2 separate regions of the Mus musculus genome follow, and region 2 is linked to region 1. Evidence: chromatin loops called from intact Hi-C (ENCODE). Cell type or tissue: left cerebral cortex. All regions are shown on one strand. Each heading gives the region's core, and the rest is flanking DNA. Links, peaks and the distances in the headings are about the cores only. Region 1 overlaps Syndig1 (synapse differentiation inducing 1). Region 2 holds the start of Syndig1 (synapse differentiation inducing 1).

Region 1 (8,332 bases), core at 277-8,276:
GCCCCTATTCATAATGTTCCTAATCTGGTTCTGAGTACCCATCTCCCATTTAATTATTGCTGTAATGTTGCTGTTAGTAAAGGAAAGAAGCATTTTATGAAATGAAATGAAATCAAGGCATAATAAATGCCTCAAAGAGAAGATTCTGCTAGTCACTGTACTCATGCAAACCCAGGGACTGTGACGTAGATCCAGACCCAAAGCCCCCTGGGAATGTGTCCAACTACAGTTTCAGGACACCATCTGTTGCAGGGGACAGAGTGTAGGGCCACAAAGTCAAATACTACCATTTCCCTCCTGGGATCCCTGTGGCACACATTCTTCAAGTGGGGTGTGGGGGCAAGGGATTGAGGAGGTAGTCCTGTGGTCTTAGGAGTGTGCTTGAACTCAGATAAAAACAAGTTTACTGGCTGATTCCTTCAGCATTCAGTGTGAACATCCAAGTGATCTCATGGAAACGAGGGTCACAAATCCCCTGTTGTGGTGGAGGCTGGGGTTCATGCAGCAGGATCCATTTTAAAGGCTAGAAGTGCCCAGTATTTGACCCCACATACCTCTGTGCTTTCTGCCTTTATGAGATCTGGAAGTTGTTTGAAACCTTGAAACGTTCTTTTCCATTTCAATGAAGATATTAACTTTTTTTAGTTTTAGACTTATTGGAGGGATTAAAGAAGATAAAGTGTGTGCATTAACTGTCTTACAGCAGACACTCAGCAAAATGTGGAGATTATGTCTCCTCTCAACCTAGATTGGAAACACGAGTTTCTAATTTGATCTGCACAGCCCATACCTTTCTCTATAAACTGGTTTATAGAACTGGCTCTCATTAGGGAGCAGATCACACCATGAAAATGACGTGAGCTGAAAGCTACACTTGCTGGCCCTCACTCTGCTTCTATATCGAGTCCTTTGTTACAGATCAGAGCGTCAAGGACAGGCATCCCTGTCAGACTCTATATCCTGAACCTCCCAACCCCAGCAGGGTACCATTGTGCTTTCTGTATGTGCTCCCTCTGGGAAAATGTGGGTGTGGAAATTATTTTGATGTCATGCTGTGGATCAGGAAACAGGCATGGAGGGATTATCCATAAAAGAGGGCTCTGCCTAGAAGAAGGCAGAACCCCAAAAGCCCAAGTTTGTAGGACCAGGCCAGCCATCCGTTCTTTTCACCTCTGATTTAATCTCCCCCAACTCCCATCTTTGCTTAGCTTCCCTGAAGTCCTGTGTATTTCTATAATCTCACTGAGTTGTTGCTTTGACAGTTGATAGGCACAGTTGACTTGCTAGTGGATACTGAGATAGTTTTTTGTGAGAAAGGAAAAGAAACCACAACAAACAACTAAAGTCGCACAGAATGTCAAAGATATCTTTTAAGCAGTGCCACAGCCTAGGGGAGCATAATTTCAGAATAGAGCTGGGATGGGCTGTAGCTCCCTTCCCCCCCCCCCAGCCCCTCCCCCTCGAGGGAGAGGCTCCACAGCTGAGCACTCTGGGCCTTGACAACATCTGCAAAGAACCTCCAGAGAAGGCACTGGGCTTCTCCCTCCAGGCCCCAGGATTAGAAGTCCCAGCTGGTAATGTCCAGGCCAGTGTTGATTCAATTTAGAGACTGATTCTGAGTGTGTCTGTTCTCTTCCATGCCACGCACTCTCCTCTTGGCAGCTGCATGCTCTCCTCAAATGGCCTGGAGATTTCTTTTCTGTCTGCAGTTTGGGCTGCAGAGGCATAAACAGAATGCACAGCAGCCTCCTGGCTGGGCTGAGATTCTGGGAAGTGTTTCAGCATGGAAGCCCCATCTAAAAAGCACTGGGACATAGGCTGTGCAAAGGAGACTCCAACCAGACTGGAAACAGCAGCATAGCTCTGGGTTCCACAGCAGTGAACCCATTATCTAAGTACAGTGCAAATGAGGCTGGGGAGGAGGGAGAGGAGCAGGGACCTTCTCTCCTTTCCCCACCAGCACAGACTTACCCCCACCCTGTGCAAGGAAGTGAGCCTTACTTCCAAAAACATAAAATAAAATAAAATAAAATCAAAAGGTCACTAGAAGCTGGTGGTACAGAAGGTGCACAATAAAATCATCTTGACCACTAAAGGTATTAAACATCTTGACTCCTTCTAAGTCTAAGAGATTCTTACCACATAAAGAGCAGCTTAATATGTGAACTGAGAGTCTGAATTCTCTAATCTCCTTGGCCACAACATGTTCTACCTAGAAGAAGACAGGGCTTCACTGCAGACTATGTGAAGAAGCAGAGATCATCCAGGGTGGTCTTATATAGGTGGGAGCAGATGGCACTCACCATAGATTCCTAACCCAAGTCTTTCTCCAAAGCCTCATGTACCCTCATCTGCATTCTGGACAGTACCTTTGGAGACCTTAGAGGCCAAGCTCATCTGAGCCTGCCTCAACTAGCCCAGGAATCTGGTTGGGATCCGTAGCAGGTTTGATGAAGCTGGCCTCTGGTATGGACACACAGGCCACCATTCCTAGACCTATGTCATTTATCTAGGGTTCCTAGTACCCTGGGAAGAGGTGACACCTCTGCCAGTGAAACATAAGATAAGAACACCACCCCCATTCCAAAGCGTGATGTCAAAGCTTAGCTCTGGTTTCATTCATTGTTGCCTGTGCACCTGCTCCCAGGAGAGCAGATATGCCACGTCCTAGTCTGTGATGTCACAGATTTGAAGTGCAAGATTCAGAGTTTGGATGCAGTTGATAGCATGTTTAGCTCATGAGACAAAGCCACAATGCCGTTATAGAGTAAAGAGCGAGCTGCTTCTTTTCCCTTCATTGTCTTGACCTCCCCTTTATTAGTGAGGCTTATTACCTACCCCAGACTTATGGTACTGCTTCTATAGGCAGGAGCAGACTGGACTCACCATGAATACCTCAAACAGGTCTTTCTCCAAAGCCTCATGTACTACTGTATGAGTAATGCCTTTGGAACCTTGTTAGCCAAGGTCATCTGAGCCTGACTCATCTAACAACTGCCTGGACCCAGGGATCTGGATTTCCACTCAAGTTGATACTTGGAAATCCTGGTCTGCTGCATTCACAGAACACATTCACAAGAGAGAATATATACACAGACCCTCCAGGCTAGGGCTAGCTCTAGAACAAGCTCTTACAATGACCTTAGGGGTCCAAGATCACTCACCCTAGTGCTAATCTTCCAGAATGTGACCAAAGAACACCACAGAACTGGCACTGTGCCCTGTTCCACCCTCCTTGTCTGATTCCATATGTGCCCCTTACACCCGTCCACATACACACCCTGTCCAGTGTACTCTGCCTCCTACTTTGTTGGTGGTGCAGAGAGAGCCACTCAAGGGTTCCCTTGCCACAGCCATCCAAGATTCATCAATTCAGAAGCCATCTAGAAGTAACTACAGGTTTAGGCAGGAAAGCAATGTTCAAACTAGGAAAAATCTATTTCAAGAATGTCAGTTGTTTACAGCCTCACTCTCAGAATTCTATGAGCCAGCAGGGGTATCCTGGCATCCTCAGGGGTCATCTACCACCTGGAGAATCCCCATATGCACTGGAGTCTCTAGTACTCTGTGCTACATGGAGCTGCCTCTCTCCCTGTTCTGCTTTGGACAATGGCAGTGGAAGGTGGTGATGGTAATTTCATGCTTTTCCCAGTGTATATAAATGCCTCTCTTTGATGCATAAGGATAGGAAGGCTGTCTCTTTCTTTGCTAAGAAAAACTTCTTTCAAAGCCTGCATTCCAGTGGGGTGCAGTATAGTAAGATGAGCTGGGAATTGGTACCTTTGGGGTCTCCCACTCAGCACGGGTCCACATGGACTGCTGGGGACCAGGCTCTGTTATATGAATATTTTTTTAAAATGAGCCTTTAACAAGGAAAACAAATCTCATTTTCACCCTTCTGGCCAGGTTCAGTGTTTACAATGTAATCTCTAATATGGTCCAGATGTTCTTCCCCACAGCGACACACCAAGTCTCATTTAAAAGTCAAGCCTGCAAAGGCCATCTGCCCTCAGGCAGGTTGGATGCCTGCTTTGGTCATCAGTTCTGTTTCTGAAGGCAATGCCACCACTACAAGGCCAAAACTGAGTCACCAGGAGGTAAGGCAACCTAACAACAAACTTGCCTGGCACTCTGAGGTACTCCAGCTTGTTGCATACAGACACCCCTCATGGCAATGGATAAGCTTCCTTGGGGATGGTGTGCTTGGGTGAACATCTCCCTGTAGTCTGTATAACCAGCTAACAGAGGCCTTACCTCATGGGACAAGTAGAAGGCTGCAATGCCCAAAGGCCAGAAGCAGCAGAGCATGGAGAAGACGCTGAGTCCCAGGTGATCCCGTGGGGGCATCATGAGGAAGTTGTCCTCACTTTCTGTGTCGCTGGAGTAGTCACTCTGCAGAGACAGTGGGAAGGACAGGAGGGACATCAGTGAAAAAGTAGCCAAATGCCACCAGGCTGAAGCAGGCTCTTCCTGACTGCTGTTTTAGATGCTATTGCTGATGTTCATGTTATCGTGATCATCTGCAAGTATAGACCTCAAGCAATGGTGCATCAGCGGAAAAACTGACCAAGATCAGGGAGAACAAAGGCCTTCCCAGGCTAGAGCTCTTAGACAGTTAAATGGCAGGCGAAATCTGATGGAAAACAATTGTGGTACAAATGGTCCTCCAGCTCACCGGGGTTCAAATTACAGATCTTTAAAAGTTTATCGTAGATTTCTCCAGGTATTAAATACATTCTAACCTAGGACATCTTAGACTTACAGTGAGTTTATTTGGGAGGCCAGTGAGAAGTATCATGTTTCACGTATCTTCAGGATCTTGATGTGGGTTTATGGGTATTAAAAATGGTGGCCTTGAGGGACTTCCAGGAGACAGGCCTTAGCTACATTTTGCTTTTGTACTCTGGACCCAGGGAGGATAGTGTGGATGGAGGAAGAATTGCTGTCTCTGGATACCCTCCAGTTTCCTTTGATTCTGATCTGAGTCAGGAAATAAAGGGCCCGAGCTCCACACAGATGCACGGCCTCCCTCACGGCAATCTGACAGCTGTTCTGGGAGAAGCTGCCTATAGATGTAGCTCTCCCTTCACTGTGATACAGTGGCACATGGGATTCTCAAAGCTCTGGTGAGAATCTGCTGGGAATCTGCTGTGAGGTGGTTTGATTCGTGAGTGGGATGGGAATACCAGGGAGGATGATTCTAGAACTCAGCAGTGGGAGAGCCACCACCTCGATAGCTTGTAGGTCCTGTGCATGCTTGCTTCCCAGATGGACAGCCCTGGCTGGCTCCACCCACTGTAGATTTTTATCTCATCAAAACATAAAGTTGTCATTCCCAACTTTTTATTTTACACAAAGATAGAGCCCTAGCTAACTGCTGCAGACACTGTTTCTAAAAACAAAGCAGTAATGGATCATTTCATTTTCAAAGAGATCATTATCATTCATATCCTGCCCCAAGCTGGAGACCATTGAGTATACACTATTGAGCTTGGCTATGGGATGGTTCCACTTGACACCTGCCTTGCCAGGCTATCCATCTATCACAGCAGCTTGGAGCCACTCATAAACAGATGCCAATGGACCTAGACCCACCCCCTCCCTGGCACATATGTAGCAGATATGCAGTTCGATCCTCACGTGTGTCCTCTTCACCTGCAACTGGAGTGGAGGCTGTCCCTAAAGCTGTTCCCTGTCTTTGGAATCCATCCCCCTGGGTGGGCTGCCTTTCTGGCCTCATTGGGAGAAGATGTGCCTAGTCTTGAAGAGACTTGTTGTGTCAGAGTAGGGGGATAGCCAGGAGGCCTCCATCCCCTCAGAGGAGACAAAGGGGAGATAGGGGAAGGGACTGTGTGAGAGGGGAGCAGGAAGGGGCAGCAACCGGCATGTAAAATGAATAAATAAATAAATAGGAAAAAAGGAAAATTGTTCCATTCAAAATATTTTCTCACAAAACTGTTGGAAATCCTAGCTATGAGGCAGAAAGCATAGCACTGTACTGAGAGGTCAGGAATTGTGTGGGGGAACTTTATTTCTGTTTAGTTAATAGAGGAAACAAGCAAAGAGCACTGGATTCACTCAAATAACAAATAGAGAAGTCCTCCGGTGGTCCTGCATGGAAGCTGGTAACCCACTGTCCACACAGGTCTAGTTCTCTCCACCACATACAGGTAGGCCTGAGGGGTAGGGTCCCCCAGTTTCACTCCCCAGAGCACAAAGTCATCTTTGGAGGCTATAAGGCCAGCTGCCAATCATGCTTCTGTCCTGCTGATCAGTTTTCTCTGCCCAGTCCTGAGTCCCCTGTTTGGTGCAGTCTCTGCTCCGTGTGTCTGGAATTATACAGTGTTCTTTCCACAGCACTACATCTGTGGAATTTCAATTCATTTTATTCTGTACACAATCCCCCATATGGACTCCAGAACAGTAAAGGAAAATGAAAATTACTATCATTATTGCTATCTGAAATGAAAATCAAAACAGCCAGCAGGGATGCATAATTCATACAAGATTCCAGGACTGCACTGCCCAGACCCTGCATAGCATGGAATCACCCATCAGGATGAAGGATGCCCTGTACTCAGTCTGTTACATGGTACCTTTCCACATATAACCCTGTCACCTCTCGGGCTTCTAGAGCTAGAAAACTAGTAATGCATAAAAAAAGATTCCTGACCATAAGTTTGCACTGTTGAACTATACTGCTGGAGGGTCACCTCTGCATGAAGTGCCTGAGAGGTTAGCCTGTGACAAATGCATCAGGGTCTAAGATCACACTCAGAGGACAAAGGTGATCTTTCCTCTGGCCTTCGCTTTCTCAAACTGCAGGTCAAAGCTGTCCTGATGTGGGTAGAGGTTTTGATTCATGGGCAACAAATTTGTACGTTTGTATAGATTCTTAGCTTTTGTGATTTGAGGTTCTGGTGTTTAATTTCCAAAGAATTTTGTGCTACTGAGGTCACTGTGTCCCATGGCAACTCTAGAAATCATTCAACTGTTATTGCCATTTCCATTTTACAGCGCACAAATAAATGAGAGGCTGAGGAAGGTTGACACCCTTGACAAATGACAGCACTGTTCAGTCAGCCCCTCTGTTCATTCCAGGCTTGTGCTGCATTTGAACTCATAGCCAACTGCACATAAAACTGTTTTGTTTCAGCTATGTCTATATATTCCTTGCCTTTGGCCACAGGGACTCTGATGACCTTGCTTATTAATTGCTATGTTCCAAGATGGCTGTGGAGGCGTGGCAGTGGACAAATAGGTACTGAAAATTTCCCAGACAGTCAAGGCTGAGCTCTGCTGCTCAATTACACTCAAGCATACTAGCACTGTAGTCCCTGGCTTTACCTGTCTCTGTAGTATTACAGCACTGTCCCTATGCAGTAAAGAAATGGGCTTCAGGATAAGAATTTTTCGGATTCTTAACTGAACCACATACTGAAGTTACAGAGTTGTTCTTGCATGACGCTAAAATAATTAATCAGTATGGTTAAAATGGATTTTCAAATTTCAAGAGAAATCACAGAGAAAATAAGAACATCCTGGCTTGTAATGCTTCCTTTGCTCTTCCATCTGTAGGATCCTCATAGGTTTAAATGGCCATGGGCATCGAGCCACCAAATAGGGAGGAGAGAAGATGCAGCCAGACCAAGAGATGTGCAGTTTCCTTCACCCAAGGGAATGAAATACAATGCATCACCCACACAGAACACATGTGCCTTGTAGGGCAGCTCTCTTTTAAATCCCCTTCCTAGGGTACTGTCTGGGAATGTCTGCAGCAATGGGAAACACGAAAGTCCAGGACTCATGAGGTCTCTCCTTGTGAGCTACAGGAATCAAGGGAGAGGTTGCTGGCCCTGCAACCTGTGCATGCTGATTGGTTGATCCCCTGACTGGCATATCTCCTCATTGGGCTGATGGGTCTCCATTCTCATTTTTTTCATTGCTAAATAGTTACAAGGTCAATCCTTGTGTTGATCTTTATTCAACTCCACACTCATTGTAGTAATGTGAGCAAGCACTGTGGGTTGTTTCTAGGGGGCAAAGTGTGACTCATCCCTGTCTCTTGGACTTCTTCCAGGTGTCATTACAAGTGTGGGGACCTGGAGTCATGCTCCTTCCTCCACCTGGCCATCTGGGCAGGAAGGTAACCACTTGGCCCTAAAATGAACTCTGAGTGGGTTCATTATACTGAGCCAGCAGCTGCTAGCCACATAAACCTATATAAACTTGAACCACTTAGCATTAAACACAACCAGCAGCTGATTCCTGGGTCTCACTCCACATTCCACTCATTATACAGAAGGCACAGTATTCAGTGTCTATCAGAACA
Region 2 (8,332 bases), core at 151-8,150, 99 kb after region 1:
TTCTTTGAATCCCCACATCCGTTTGTTGTTTTACTTTAGTAACTTGTTTTACTTTATTTTCAGCAATTGAATAGATTCTTTGTCACCTGGAAGCTTAAGATAATTTAGACTTTGAGACATACATAACATAAATCACCATGTGTCCCACATGGTGGCTGGCTTCTGTTAAAAATTTCCTTTATGGGGGCTTAACTTACAATGTGTCAGGAATCCACTTTTAGTTAGGTTAGATGCTATTGCTCATGTGGCTCTCCTCCATGGTCTCTGGAAATTGTTAGCAGATAGGACTGCTGACGTGTGTCTCACATATTCCTATGGGAGAGCTGGTCTGCCCTCACTGAGGTGTGTACACTGTCCTCCTGAGACTCCGGCCAACCAACAGTTTTAAGATTCAGATACAGGAAGGAGAAGCCCATTCTGTTTTCTCAGCTAGCCAGTGACTATATAAGCATCCACAAGGAAACCTTCAGTTAAGACTTATGGTGGTTTGAATAAGAATGGCTTTGATAGGCTCTTATATTTGAATGCTTAGGGAGTGCTGAAATTTGAAAGGATTAGTAGGTGTGGCCTTGTTGAAGGAAGTATGTCATTGGGGGACAGGTTTTGAGGTTGTAGAAGGTCAAGCCAGGCCCAAGTTGTAAGAATGTTCCTTCCTGCTGCCTGAGGGTCTGCTCTAGCACCATGTCTGCATACGGCCATGCTTCTTGCTATCCTAATAAGGGACAAAACCTCTGAAAGTGTAAGCAAGCCCCAGTAAAATGCTTTATTAAGAGTTGTCATGGTCATGGTGTCTCTTCACAGCAGTAGGACACGAAGACAAGACTCAAACACATCCATTACCTGCAGCTTCTTTCCTTTATCAAACAGTGACCATTGTAAGGATTCTGTTTTCAAAATCCTGAGAAAAATGGGGGTGAAAGCCACAGAATCTCATAAAAGTGAAGAGATTTTTCTAAGGTAGTTCAAAGCACCTGCAGTGAAGCCCAAAGTTTGGAACAATGACCTTTCCACGGGTCTTCCTGAAAGTTCTACAGGGAGAGAGTGGCAGCCAGGAAAGGGAAGAGCTACCCCTCTTCCTTTTGCCCCTAGCACACAATCTGGTTGTAAGAAACAATGACCAAGGAACTGGGCTACAAAGTGATGCTCAGTTGCTCGTGACCACCTTTAAGACAGATTTTTAAACTCAGCAATAATTGGAAACATGCAAGAATCTTGCACAGAGAATGCTTTAAAAAAGAATCATATCTAAAACTACCAGCTGGTCTTCATTATTGCAATTCTGGAAGTATGAGTAAGAATCTAGTCAGCCTGCCTTCAATGGTTGGAATATTGTCACCTTTTTAACATTGTGTCTCAATGTCCCCAGTACAGTGTAAATAGATCATAGGCTATACCCCTCAAAACATCTCACATGAGCACATTTATGCAAAACAGCCCCATGTAACATTTCTATGTAACCTCATTTGCTCCTACCAGCTGATTCTGACAAGTAGACACCCTATCCTTCCTTCCCATAGTGTTTCTAAAAATGTGGTATCTGTTCAAACCACAGGTTGCAATACTGTGCCAGTCTATGCCTAGGGATCTGCATTCTCCAACAGGCAGGGGGACTAGAAAAGAACAAAGGGAGATGTACAGGCCTGCACTGGCATAAAACAAAATTACCAAAGTTTTATATGAGAGGACATGATGAAAGTGCTCACTTAACAAAAGGATAACTAAGGATCCCTTTGTACAGTGCTCTTCATAAAGGTATTTCAAAGTCTACCCAACTCTAGGAACACCACTGACATTTTTTTTTAGGAATAGCTTTTATCTCAAAGAAAATTTAGAGGTACACTAAGGGGCTCTGCAAGGGAAGGCATTCCTCCTGCTAACTCTCCTAGCCTTCTCTGGGGTGTGGCACACCTCTCTATAGTACTAAAATCACACTGGGTACCAAATCCCAGCAGGCATGGCACACACACACACACACACACACACACACACACACACACACCGCCTCCTAGGATCCAGTAAGTGAGACAGGAATGCCCACGTAGGTTTCCTAATGAACCCCTGGAGCATGCAGCACTCTCAGTGAGCCTTGCCAACAACAGCAGCAGACAATTTACATAAGCAATTGCTCCCTAGCAAATAAGACTCATTTGAGGAGGCAAATATGAAGGACAAGTTCAGTCCATTGCAGCCCTTCCAGGTCACTGTTAAATGAGGAAGAAATTAATTGCTTATAATTTACAAATTGAGGTTTAAAGATTTTACCATTTTTTTAAAAAAAATTATTTTGTTGTTCTTGAAGGAACTAGTCAACTAAAATCTTGCTCAGACCCCAGGTAGACAGGTATAGCACATTTAAAAGGCCAGTTTTCCTCAGTAATTGTAATTGTCTTTCCTCCAGCAATGGTCTACTTGTTCTTCCAATAAAAGTAGCGGGCTATCTTTTTTCCCCCCTGCGATATAAATGAGGAGAGGAATATCTTTCCTTGTATGAACATCATCTGTGCTCTACTGAGATCATTAGTAACAGTCATATTTTGAATCCAGAATGTAGCTCAGTGGTATAGCAATGTTTAGCATTTGTGGTGAGGCCCTGGGATCCAATCCAGCATAGAAACAAAACACACACGAATTATTATGATGGCCAGGCCAGCTTGCAATAAACTGCCATCATTCTCAGAGACAGGACCATGTGCAGACAGGTAAAGTCAGCTAGAAATTATTTTTTTTCTTTTTAAAGTTAAAATCAAAATGAAGCACTCACGAAAAACCCGTATGTAAACATATTACTTTTCTAGCTCATTTTAAAAATACAATTTAACAGCAATATAATTTATTATTTTAACCAATACATTTGCTTTGTTGGATACATTCATACATTCATAATTGTATAGGCTTACAGACACCAAATGATGCTATGATTTATTTGTATAATGTGGAATCACCGAATATTCCTCCCCTCAGTCATCCTTTTGGGAATAGATTTTGAAGTCTTTCCCAAACAAGGCCTCCAGGACTCTGAGAAACAAGGAGGAGGCGGCCAAGGCCAAGGGCATCTCTCTACCTTTCCATATCATTGAAGATTTCTGTAATAGGAAAGTTTGAAGTGCTTCCTTCCTGCTCCCTCTTCCCTGGTACCACAGTACCCTCTCTCACTGAAAAGGGGCAGCTAATTTACTATGAGTCCTCTCTGCAGGGGCAGGCAGTGGGGGCAGGGTGAGAAGGGCATCTGATCACTTACAGAGACAAGCTTGTCCCAGCAAAAGGCTAAAGTGTTCCTAGGTGCGAGAGAAGGAAGCAAAGAGGAAAGAAAGATGCTTTCTCACACATCCACAGGCCCCGCACCTGTGGTCTAAAACTTCGAAACGGCGGTCAAAGGCATGAGCAACTTCTCTGAAAATTCCCCTCAGCTTCTCCCCTCCTCCAAACAGACACCAGGCTACAGACACTTTTATCAGGACCCCCTTTCCCCTCTTTGAAACCACTTCTCTGCAAACACCCAAGCTGCAGACACCTTGACAAAGAAAAATCCACAGGCTCTGAGATATGTTAGGAGGTTGTTACCCCCTGCACCGTCCCCCCCTCCATCCCCCACACCGCTCAAGCTGCAGGTCTGCGCAGTTCGCAGCCTGATGGTTACCACCTCGCGGCTCTGCAGAAGAGGGCCCTAGAGATGCATGTCCCGCTGCCTGATTCTAAACAGAAAAACAGCCCCTAGGTATTTGTCAGACCCCTACGTCCCCCAAACAGCTAAACTGAGACCACTGTTTGCTGCACCAAAAACCCTGGTGAGACTATGAAAGACACAGGCAACCCAGTTCTTGCCCGCAGCGCAGAGGCGCCACCTCCACATCAAACACCGCAGGAGTGTGGTGCGCACCTTAAGTCTGAGGCACCGTGTGCCTGCGCTTCTGCTAGCAGAACACCCCACAGAAAATGAGGAATACCAGAAGACCCCTTCTTGTGGTCCTTTAGTAAAGCCAACCAACCCTTATCCTACTTGCCCAAAGCTCAACTGAAGGTTCCTCCACCACACCGCTAGGGTCCAACAAAACAGGCACATGCCCAAAGCCCTTCTTTCTTAAGAAAAGTGTCCAACTCCATGGATGCTCCACTCTCTCCAGTATTTACAGAGAGGACACGAATGAAGTGTAGAAATCACGCCCAGAGACAACAAAATTAGAATCTGAACCCTTTAATCGCATCTGCTTGCGCCCATCTCGGCGCCAGGACTGGCGGCTCCGAGGCTGCAGACTGTCGCGCTGCCAGGGACCGGACAGCTCATAAAAACCGGTCTCGTTTTGGATGGAGGTGAAGGGTTCTAGAAGTCCGGTCTTCCGCTCAGGTAACCGATTGTGCACCCACCCACCCCAATCCTGATGCTCTGGAACTCTACATTCTCTTTCCCCTCGGCCCTTTGCTTTCCTGTCCCATGTGGACCTCACTGACTGCCACCTCCGCGGATGCCTTTCTCGCCAGCCCCTCTTGGACTCAGCTAGGTAGCTCCAGGGACTGGTCGGTATCATCTAGGTGTTCCAGTACACCGGCCTGGCCCCCAGCAGCCTGGCTTTGCCGAACTCAAGACACAGACGCACTAGCTCTAACCGACGTCGCACAGCAGCCCCTTCACGCCGCCTGGGTACCCAAGGTGGCAAGGCGCCAAGTCGCACCCTGGGCCGGTATTACCAGTTCCTGTCCTCTCTGCATCTTCCCCGTCAGGCGCCATCTCCCCTCTCTCGGGGCGACACTGTGTCTCCCTAGTCCGGCCACTGCGACCCTTCAGGACTTACCGCGGCCGGCACACCATCACCGCCGCCTGGTCTGCGCGCTGCGAGGCGGAGCAGGACACCCGCCTGCGCCAGGGCATCCTCTCGCGCCCGCCACACCCGCCCACTCCGGTGGCCCGGGGTCCTCCCGCGCAGCTCTGGTGCTCGGGACTTACCTCCGGGACAAGGTGACCCGGCTGGTGCGCCCAGGCGGCCGCCCGCGCGTCTCGAGAGCCGGGAAGCGTGAGGGGCGCGGGGCGGTGCGGAGCCCGCCTCTGCTTCTGGGCTCGTGGCTCTCCGCCTCTGCCCTCCCCTGCGCGCAGCTTCCCCCGCCGCTCCCCTCCTTGGATCACTGCCAGCGCCCTGGGCTGCCCCGAGCACACAGTTCCCGAGAGCCGAACACAGGGCTGCGGCGCCACCCTTCCAGAACCCGGTCCTCTTGGCCCCTAGGAGCACAAAGGGCGCGGGCTGAACTAGGGGTGACCCGGGATGTGCCGTTCCACTCTTTGGTCTCGCGGAGCCTGGCGACTTGTGTGCAAGAGTATGCGGCCGCGGTCCCCGGGAGAAGGTGGCCGTGAGGAAGAGGAGGGGGAGAGAGAGCGGCAGCACACGAAGGTGGCCACTAACTTTGCTCCAGGCTAGCTGTGCCCTCGCCAGTGATAGCGGCTGGCGGGTGGCCGGGGGCTAGTGTCTGGAAACGTTGGGGCGACTGAGATGGGGGAAGGGGGACTGCCACTGGGAACTAGGAGGACAAGAATTAGCCGCCGACTGTGGAAACGGTGGCTTCCCTTGGTCCTAAAAGACCTCCCAGGCTCCAGGTCGACTTGAGGTTCAGAAGGTTTCTCTGGACACTGTAGGTTCAGAGAAAGACCCACGTCCTGACCAGCAGAAGGAATAAAGACAGAGACCAGCCTGAAATCGGTACTCTGGGACTCAAGCCTGTAGCTCGGACCAACACCATTGTAGGTGCACTGCGGGTGGCCCCATGGTAGTTGCTGTGGAAGGAAACTGGGCCGACGACGCCTTGGGGGTGGGGCAGAGTGGTGGCTTGGAGTAGGTCGAGGAGAGCCCTAGTAGAGCCGCCTACGAAGACAATCTACATTTCAAACGTTGGGGAAAATCATGCTCGAGTGGGCGTGTTTTCCTTACAGATTTTATAGAGAAGGAATTAGAAAATTCGCCAAAAAGAGGATCAAAAGTTGTCTTATCTGAATGACCCCCTTTCAAAACAAGGGAAAATTCACCTTGCTTCAGCTCTCCCAAACCCAAACTTTTTCTCCCTGGGGAGTCAACATTGCTAATTCCCTAGTGGTTCCTTGGATCTATAGCTATCTTGTATAGATTCCTGCCCCTTGCCTCAAAACCAAGATTTTGCCCCCAGAAACTGCCGCATCTAGCCAAGTAGAATTTGGAGTGTCAGAGTTGGAGGTAGCTCAAATCCTGCCTGGGAGCCCTGTGCAGCACTTGGCTTCTGGGGACCTTTAGCTGTACATAGAAAACAAAAAAATCAGATTTGGATGGCTTAGGAAGGAGGTTGAGCTGATTAGTGGACCCAGGTGTGTTCAGAGAAGCTCCTTGCTTGGGTTCATCTGAACGTCTTCTTTACATCTAAATATCACACTCATTCTCAACTTCTGCAGCAGCTAGGCACCTGGCTTTCTTCTACTGGTTGCTCTGAGCTCCAGGCAGCTCTTTTATCTGGGACAGCCTGAAAAGGACATTGTGAGTATCCCCCATTTAGTATCTCTTAAATTAACAGAAACTGTCAGCCTTACCTCTCTCTGTAAAACAGCTTATGGTCTCTGGTTCCTTCCTGAACAGAACATTCTCTGCTCTCCTGTGAACTGCTAGGCTGAGCATCCATTGTTAGAGCCATGCAGGATGCAGAATCAACACTGCTGTTTGTCTATTGAAGAGATGGAGACTTGAAAGGCTGAGAGAGTCTTGTCTCCCAAACTGCCGGGGTCACCTACAACTATAATTCATTCTCTGTGTCTAAGCCAAGCTATCTTGGTAGTCAGCCTTTAGGTTGCCTTAGAGGTTCACTTGGGTTTGCCAGAGCATCTGCTTGGTTTACAACTGCTAGAATTTTAAAGCGAGTTTTCCCCCCAAAATTGCAGTCAGGTAACTTGTCAAATGTAGGGTTAAGACTCACCATGGATCCCAACTGTCTCTGTGTTACCTCCAAATAGAACAATGGCCTCCAGGGTTGAGTCCCTGTGACCTGCCTCTATGTGTTAGATATTGCGAAAATTTTCCATGGATGATTTACTGGGTCTGCATAGGAACACAGGCATTTATTCACAGATGGACAGCATTTTCCAGCCTTTGGTTGTCTGGATAGGTAGGTAGATAGATAGATAGATAGATAGATAGATAGATAGATAGATAGATAGATAGTATGTGTGTTTCTGTGTGTGTGGTGTGCGTGTTTGAATTTCTGAGATAATGTCAAAGACTTATTTTTCTTAATCTACATTATCCACTTTGCCACTTAATATGTTACTTTCTAATTGTAGACTGGATGTTCGCCTCTCAGTTGAAGCTGGGATTTTTATTGTGTTTTAAAAGAAATTTACACTTCCTAGTTGAGAATCATGTATTAAGAGGGATCTCATCTATTACTGTTAGAGGATAGAATACCTCAGTTAATCTGGAATACAGCACACATGTGAGCCAGTTTTTCCTACATGCAAAGTCATAGTGGTTCAGAATGTGATTGTAGCGATTTTGATAAAATATAGCAGTGAAATAAAGGTTTTCAAGAAAATCAGTGAAGAGTTGTCATGTATCAGGCTACAACAGGACACCACAGAAATTGCTAATCTCCAGGAAATTGGCTAACCTTCTCAACAATGCTTATCTCTTAGAGGAGATTACAGAATTCTCAGAGATTTGTGAGGTGAGTGGGGCCAGTTCCTGTGTTGTGAGGAACTGTCACTCAGGTGCTGAACAAGCTGTCAAGCCTTTGGATAGCAGAGATAGGGGACGTGATAAGGAGAATACAGATTTAAGAGTTTTGTTGTTGGTTTCTTGTTAGATAGAAACCACTTCTAAGTGTGTATTTAACTAAAAAGCTCTAAAATTGAAGATTATTAAAAGTATCAGGATGATTTGTGCCATGTGTTTAGGTGTCAACAGCTCTCATCCAAAAATCATCTTTAATAGAAATGTTTAACCTTCTCTAGTTGATCAAAATACCAAGGCAGATAAAATAAGATTGCAACCAATTATAAAGCTATGACAATAATTAGGGCTTTGTTTGTTTGCTGTTGCTTCTCTCCCTCCAAGATCTGTTATTAAGTTGTTTGTCTTGAGTTTAGGAGATTTAAGAATCAAAAGGTTGGGCTGTCTGGTTAAAGTCAAATCTTATTAACTTGGAGAGTAGAAAGATAGCCTTTCCAGTAGCTGATAAATCACCTTAATAAATCACGTTAATTAATAAATCATGTTAATAAACATGGTAGCCAACCTGTACATGGGACATGAATTGCTACCAAACACAAAGGGGGAAAATTCTAACTCCTAAATTAGAGTATCCATGTCAGAGACAAGGTGACACGGATTTA

Evidence for each region. Hi-C counts contacts between places; a loop is a spot of excess contacts. Peaks named below come from ENCODE experiments on the same cell type or tissue, not always from the same donor. Only the 100,000 strongest peaks of a DNase experiment are listed, where the experiment ranks them.
Region 2: it touches region 1 in a loop (2.3-fold over the local background); 3 of 42 quality-filtered maps call a loop at or near these places.

Annotation. Positions count from the first base shown.
Region 1 is chr2:149,926,965-149,935,296 of GRCm38, reverse strand. It overlaps Syndig1 (synapse differentiation inducing 1), which reads right to left. Exons shown (of 4, transcript NM_001085521.2): 3 at 4,255-4,392. Among named protein-coding and RNA genes, the nearest start is that of Syndig1, 100 kb to the right of the region's middle. In left cerebral cortex, for the core only: no CTCF peak of the experiment used is centred there; DNase peaks (open chromatin) are centred at 1,693, 5,112 and 7,667.
Region 2 is chr2:149,827,533-149,835,864 of GRCm38, reverse strand. Syndig1 (synapse differentiation inducing 1) reads right to left here and starts at 5,082. Exons shown (of 4, transcript NM_001085521.2): 1 at 4,940-5,082. In left cerebral cortex, for the core only: CTCF peaks have their summits at 3,828 and 4,031; DNase peaks (open chromatin) are centred at 5,023, 5,466, 5,775, 6,139 and 6 more places; H3K4me3 peaks cover 3,169 bases; H3K27ac peaks cover 2,820 bases.